2 separate regions of the Mus musculus genome follow, and region 2 is linked to region 1. The links are chromatin contacts, found by Hi-C or POLR2A ChIA-PET in ENCODE. All regions are on one chromosome and are shown on one strand. Each heading gives the region's core, a stretch centred on a gene start or an enhancer-like site at or near the end of the contact. The rest is flanking DNA. Distances are from core to core; before and after follow the strand shown. Region 1 has its middle 14 kb from the start of 2810030D12Rik. Region 2 holds the start of Upf3a (UPF3 regulator of nonsense transcripts homolog A (yeast)).

Evidence for each region. Hi-C counts contacts between places; a loop is a spot of excess contacts on that map. ChIA-PET counts read pairs that join two places held with the same protein, here RNA polymerase II (POLR2A).
Region 2: a map of T-helper 2 cell shows a loop between it and region 1 (6-fold over the local background). The contact joins the promoter of Upf3a here to the enhancer-like site in region 1. A Hi-C loop is called at or near these places in 1 of 37 maps with a recorded cell type or tissue (T-helper 2 cell). POLR2A ChIA-PET finds 5 or more read pairs at or near these places in 1 of 5 experiments (Patski).

What each region holds. Positions count from the first base shown.
Region 1 is chr8:13,212,756-13,216,267 of GRCm38, reverse strand. No RefSeq gene overlaps it. Among named protein-coding and RNA genes, the nearest start is that of 2810030D12Rik, 14 kb to the right of the region's middle. Within about 2 kb of position 2,212, at least 1 of the 3 ENCODE cell types and tissues checked has a DNase peak (open chromatin) inside an H3K27ac peak, as active enhancers do.
Region 2 is chr8:13,784,043-13,787,391 of GRCm38, reverse strand. It overlaps Upf3a (UPF3 regulator of nonsense transcripts homolog A (yeast)), which reads right to left and starts at 1,777. Exons shown (of 9, transcript NM_025924.2): 1 at 1,508-1,777; 2 at 1,139-1,245; 3 at 1-27. The coding sequence starts at 1,708. It overlaps Gm46032 (a long non-coding RNA gene), which reads left to right and starts at 2,336. Exons shown (of 2, transcript XR_001778519.2): 1 at 2,336-3,349.

The DNA of each region.
Region 1 (3,512 bases), core at 963-3,462:
ATAGCCAGGGCTCCAGGGGCAAGTCTAAGGCTGACAATCTCAACAGCAAAAGGCGTGCTTTCAATCGAGGTGTATCATCAACAGGGCTTTTAAAAAAAGATTTACTTATATGTATATGAGTACACTGTAGCTGTACAGATGGTTGTGAGCCATCATGTGGTTGCTGGGAATTGAATTCAGGACCTTTGCTCGGCCTAAAGATTCATTTATTATTATGTGTGAGTTCACTGTAGCTGTCTTCAGACACACTTCAGGGTGTCACATTTGAGGGTGTCAGATCTCATTACAGATGCTTGTGAGTCACCATGTGGTTGCTGGTATTTGAACTCAGGACCTTTGGAAGAACTGGTGCTCTTAACGGCTGAGCCATCTCTCCAGTCCCTCATCAACAGGTTTTTTTTTATATTTCTTTATTATATGTAACTACACTGTAGCTGTCTTCAGATCTGATTATGGTGGTTGTGAGCCACCATGTGGTTGCTGGGAATTGAATTCAGGACCTCTGGAAGAACAGTCAGTGCTCTTAACCGCTGAGCCATCTCACCAGCCCTCACCAACAGTTTTATCAGCAACATTTAACATCATCTAACAACCCTTTTGTTGAGGTTAACTCTTAGCCAGAGATGGACAGGTTCTTCTAGTATGTGTCAAGGCCACACTTGGGTGACTTGCTACTTCAGTGGTGATACAATGTGGCCGGACATCTAAGTAGCCCAGGACACTCAAGGAGGCAGGGCAGAAAAGAAGTGAAGGGAATACCAGTTGTCACAGCCCACTGAAAGTCTCCTTCCCTCCTCCCCTCCCTCCTCCTTCTCCCTCCCTCCTCCCCTCCCTCCTCCCCCTCCCTCCCTCTAAAGCAGTCAGCTGTCAGTCTCTTCCTATGATAAAGTACAAAGGGGAGGACCCTTCACTCTGAAATGAGAAGGGACTCTGTCCCAGGGATGGGAGCCCTCCCCTGTGTGTACAAGCCCTTCTCTTAGTGAAGAGAGTAACAGGACCTAAGGAGCTGAGGACCTACCCGTGGCCAGAGCTTGGGGTGATCTGGCGACTTCTAGTCCAGAGAGGAAAGCCCTCACTGAGCCTTGACCCAACCTTTCTATAGATATATTTTAATTGTGAAAACTCTTTTTTTCACCTTTTTATTCTTTTATTTTATTAACATTGGTGTTCTACCTGCATGGATGTCTCTGTGAGGATGTCAGCCCTCCCACCCCCGTAACTGGAATTACACACAGTTGAGACTACCATGTGGATGCTTGGAATTGAACCCCTGGGTCCTTTGGAAGAGTAGCCAGTGCTCTTAACCACTGAGCCATCTCTTCAGCCTTAAGTTTGAAAGTTCTTAATGGAAGTCTTTGTACTTTTCTAAACATTATGAGAAAGCACTGATCACACCAAGGACTGCTCGCTTGTGTGTTAGTCTGCTGAGTGGTGGCTGTGGCTATGGTTTAGCTGACTCTATGATGACAATAAGAGCTTTTATTTTTTATTTATTTTTTACTATTTATTTATTTATTTATTTATTTAGTTAGTTAGTTAGTTAGTTATTGGTTGAGACAGAATTTCTCTATGTAGCCCTGGCTGTCCTGAAACTCACTCTGTGGACCAGGCTGGCCTTGAACTCACAGATATCCTCCTGCCTCCACCTCCGCCTCTGCCTCCTGAGTGCTAGGATTAAAAGCATGCACATGCTCCACCACTGCCAGGCATGGAACTTGCTCCATGCATCCAAAAGCGCATCATCACTAATTAACTCAGAGTAGTAGCCTGCTAGAAAATCCGTGTGCAGACTCCTGCTAAGAAAGCGTTGAGATAGCCGGGCGTGGTGGCGTTGAGACACTTCCCATACAAGCGCAGAGGGCTACAGGCAGCAACCTGCCTTTGTGCAGAGGGGTTTTGGCTCCATTTTGCTGAGGGCTACTTCAATGGTTCAGTCCCAGTGACACTAAGGGAGTGGGAAATCCCCTTGCCTCTGCCTTTCCCCTGTGACTTTTCCCCATGTCCTCGGGTTCTCTACATCTAGATTCTGTTCTCTGAGCTGGGTGCTGGACATTGTGAGAGACTGGGAGGCCCTGAAGTCATGTGGTGGATCAGTGTGCCTGTCCAGTTTTCTGTACCCAGGTCCCCGTGACTCTTGATTCTCAGGCGCCACCAGGGGGCACTGCTAACCTCCAGATGGCAGCATTGGCAGGGCTACAGGGCACAGCTGCAATTGTGCAAACCCAGCAAGTACAACCAGCTGCTGCCACTCTCCGTGGCCCTGCGACTTTACCAGACTAAAACTGAGGTGAATGGAGCATGGGGGAGGGGCAGGCATGGCACACAAATTCACAGGTCATTGCCTGGGTTTCTAGGGAGATGGGGTAAGACCTAGAACTCTAAATGGGACACTGCATTTAGCACTAAAACATTGCTGAGCACAATGCCTACTGGTATGGTTGTGGCAGGGGTTGGGCCTTCCATGCCCTGGCCTGATGTTGTCTTCTAGGAGGAACATACTTCCGGCCCCTGGCCCAGCCCCCAAAATGGCCCCTTCAGCAGAGGGGAGTATTGTGGTTTTGTTCTGCCTTGAGAGGATGGAAAAGCACTCTCGTTTAGCCACTTCCTGCCCTCTGTCAGGGCTCCTCAGTGCCTCTGAGAGTTCAACAGAAGGCCGCAGGATGAGGTGAAACCACCACAGATGAAGCAGATGGCAGAAAATAGTCATCTGTGGGCTTTCTGTGGTCAGCAACCACTGAGCACCCCAGTGAGCAGGTACCACGCGGCAGCTAGAGCAATGAGGAGAACAGATACGCTTGCTAGGTCATGGTGACCCCTCCTGAAGGCCTGAAGGGTCAGGGGACTCCTGATCGTGTGCTGGGACATAACAACAAGCATTGGGTCCACCATGTGACTACACAAACATCTCTGCCACCAGAGGTTCTGACTGGGAGAAAAATGGGAAACAAGATCAGTGACCATCTTTGCTCTTCAACTCCTCTGGAGCAGCGGAGTGCAGACTCAGATTGACCTGCGTGGAGGTTCATTACGTGGAAAAACTCCCGAGGGTTTCTGGTGGCAAAGGCTTGTCATCCTGATGCATCTCCTTACCAACACGGGGCAGGACCTCAAGCTTTCACTCTTTAGGTGACAAGGTAGGTCTCCTGGACGCTAGCCAGCAAGGCGTGAAGCCTGGACATACTCCCCCCCGCCCCGCCCCCCGCCCCGCCCCCCGCCCCCGCCCCCCGCCCCCCGCCCCCGCCCCCGCCCCCCGCCCGCAACAAAACAAAAAAGAGAAGAGGCAGAGTTTGCCTTATGGGACAAACATTCCTATGTGTAAGGAAGACATGGGTCCATTCACAGCAAGAAGCTACAAGAAATGCACAACACACACACACACACACACACACACACACACGCACGCACGCACGCACGCACGCATGCACTTCCACAAAGCACCAATAATCAAAGAACTGAGGAGATACGAGATTAAAGGGACAGAAGAGTAAAGCAAACATGGACCTGCTGAGGTG
Region 2 (3,349 bases), core at 528-3,027, 570 kb before region 1:
GCTCTGGAGTAGACATGAGGATAAAGGCTGAAACCGAGGCAACAGTGGTTAGTAAAACGGACGGCCCTTGATTCTGCCTTATCTCCTATGAATAAGCAAATACTTTTTCATGCCCGAGAATCACGTCTCAGTAAATTTTAACAATTTGGATATTCCTTAGCAAAAAAACAAAACAAAACAAAACACCCCGAAGATAAAGCAACCATTAACTGAAGCCTTAATTATCCAGGACCGCCTCTTCTGTACAGAGCCAAGGGTAAAATACTAGACTCCAGAAGTCACCATGCCATGGGTACTTTTAGAGCCATTTCTGGTACATCTGAACAAGAACGAGACTTGTCTAGGCTCCTTCATGGATGACATGCTGTATTTTGAATGGGTGTCAGACCACGTACCAAGGAAAAACTAAATCATTCTCCCCGTCTCACACACAACTCTTTTCACAGGTAGGAACGATTCCATTCCATTTCACAAAGAATACAGAAGTTTAGAGAAATCTGTTGTTCGTACAGAGGGTGCAAGTTACAAGCTGGGACCGGAATTGCACACCGAGTAATTGCACACTGTTCTTTTAGCCATTTTTCTAAACTTCAGCCACCTGAAAACCACCTGTGGTTTTTCAAAGGATACCCATTTAATTATTCATATTTTTATTAGAATAGACTTTAAAAAAAATAACAAAACAAAATTGGTATCCCAAAGGAAAGCGTATATGACACAAATGAGAAAGAATACCATAAAAGGATATAAAAATAAGTATCGTGGAAAACCCACGAATTCCTGTGGCACTGACATCTGCTGCTTAGGTCAGCCCTGCGTTGCTCGCATCCCCACAGGCAGGGAACCTTCTGGCTGGGTGGTGGTGCAAGCAATGAGAGATTCCACTTCTCAGGGCTCAGTTACTGGTCCCTCACTAGGGAAAACACTCCAGACTCAACGTGTGTAAGGGATGCAGTCCGGTTTTGCTCATCATACAGTTTATTAAAAGCTACGCCGAGGAAGGCATGGTAACGGGCTGACGAGGTGACTTGCCCGCTCCTAACGTGGGCGTGCACTGACAGCTGGGAGGGGACTGCAACTGCGAGCGCCCGCGGGGTCCTCCATCCTTCACCAGTGGGTGTCCCGCAGCAGCCCTCACCTGAGGTCCGCAGCCACCACCTCGAAGTAATCGTGCGCCGGCAGGGGGCGCAGTTGCTCTTCCAGCTGCTCTTTGGTGAGGCCCGGGGGCAGACGCCGGAGGACCACCTGGGATGACCATTGCGTTCACTCAGGTGCTGCCGCCCGCCACGCCCACTCAGCCTGAGGTTCCCCGGAGCTCGGGGGACCGCGGCTCCCCAGCTCCACCCCGACTCGCTAATCCTAGTCCAGACTGCTCGCAACAGCCCGCATCACTTCGGAGACTAGGCTCCGCCCCTGAGATGAACAACCCGCCCCGCCCTCCCCAAGCCCCGCCCACCGGGGGGCTTAGAAGCCGTCCTCTCGCGAGACTTGCGGGCCCCGCCCCCACCTTGCTCAGGGCTGTCCTCTTCTCCTCGCGAGGCTTGCCGGCCCCGCTCTCACTTAGGGTCGGGGCCGGAGGCGCCGCCGACTCCTTCCGCGGTGACTCGCGGCGGCAGTGGGTCTCTGAGCTCGATAGTTTCTCCCTCCAGCTCGGGCCCCGCGCAGCCAGGGCTGCGCCTAAGCCTCCGGCCCCCTCTTCCGAGCGCATCCCCACCGGCCGGCCGGCCGCCGCCACCTCCGCGAGAACGAAGCCTCGCGAGGACTAGGCAGCCCCTCCCTTGGAATTCGGTGTTCAGTGTCCCCTCCCCGGCCCTGACAGGGAAGGGGCGGTGCCAATGCTGGCCCGCGCCTGTAGGGGGCAGCGCGGCAGTTTTTAAAAGACAGCGGACGTCCTAGAACGGCGGCGACGGTGAAGGAGATCGGTGCTGCCAGCCACGCGGAGAGCAGATGCTCACTCCGGACGTCCCGTGCGCTGCTGACCTGCGGTGGGGACTGGGAGCCCCCGGTCCACCCGGAGTCACTGGGACAGTACCGAAAGTAAACCCGTCGCTCTCCTCGCCCCACTCTGCCCTCCGCCTCCCTCCTACACGTTTTCTCTGTTGAGACAGGGCTTTGTGTAGCCTTGATTGTCCTGGAACTCACTCTGTAGACCTGGCTCTCCTGGAGCTCAGAGATCCTCTGCCTCCTGGGATTAAAGGCGTCTGGCTTTTTATTTTTATTTTATTTGTAGCAGATATACGAACAATACAGTTTTCCCATGTGCTCAATGATGTATAGCACCATTCTCCCTACGTTAATGGTAAAGGAGAATGAGAGATTTTCAGAAATCGATCGTGGCACTCCTGAAATGTGACGTTTTAAATAAGCCAAAGACTCAAAACCGTTTAGGTCTGCGTCAAACAGGCCTCAAACATCGAGAGTTCTATAAAAGCCTGGGCAAGAGCGGTTTTCCAGTATTTCGTGTTGCAAAGAAAGCTAGGACTGAGCCCATCACTTGAACCAGCTCAGTTTGGAATAACCAGTTACACTGACCAGAAGTTCTGATAGCCTCTTAACCTTTATTAGGAAGAAAACACACGTGTGAGAGGCTGATAAAAATGTGGACGACGAGTTGTCAGGAAAAACCAACCCATACCCAGTTGTTAAGATAGTACAAGGTCGATGGATAGTAACTTCACAATGGAAGAAAGTTGGAACATTACAAGCTTGGAGCCAAAATTATCTCGGGCTGGCTTTTGCCCCCTTAAAGATAAAGCCATTGACTGTCCTCCTGTGTGCCTGACCCAACACCCTTTCACCTGTCTGGCAAACTGCTGGTTAGTTTATGTCAGCTTGACTCAAAATAGTCACTTGGTTGTGAAGAGGAAAGAGTTGAGGCATTATTTTCATCAGATTGGCCTGTGGAACAGTTTCTTGACTAATGGACGTGAAAGGGTCCCACAGCAGTTGGACCTTGCTTGTAATAAAGCCAATAAGCATTCTCTGTGGCCCTGCTAGTTCTTGCCTCCAAACTCCTACTTGAATTTCTTCTCTGATTTCCCTCACTGAGGGATGTGACCAGAGAGCTAGAAGAGGAACTAAATCTCTTCCTCCCACAAGTTGCTTTTGGTCAGTGTTCAGAGTGTAATGAGTTGTGGAAACATGAAAGATACCATTGAAAGAAGAGAGACATTATGAAGTATCAGAGGGATACCAGGGATGTTCTTGTGATATTTGGATTAAGAATCTACCTTTATTGGGACAAATAATGATGGTTAGCTGGGGATGAAGAATCAGTTGTGATTAATAAGACCAGCATCATCAAAGTGCAATTTTCTGGATATACTTCCTAAAGGTCAGCACACAGACA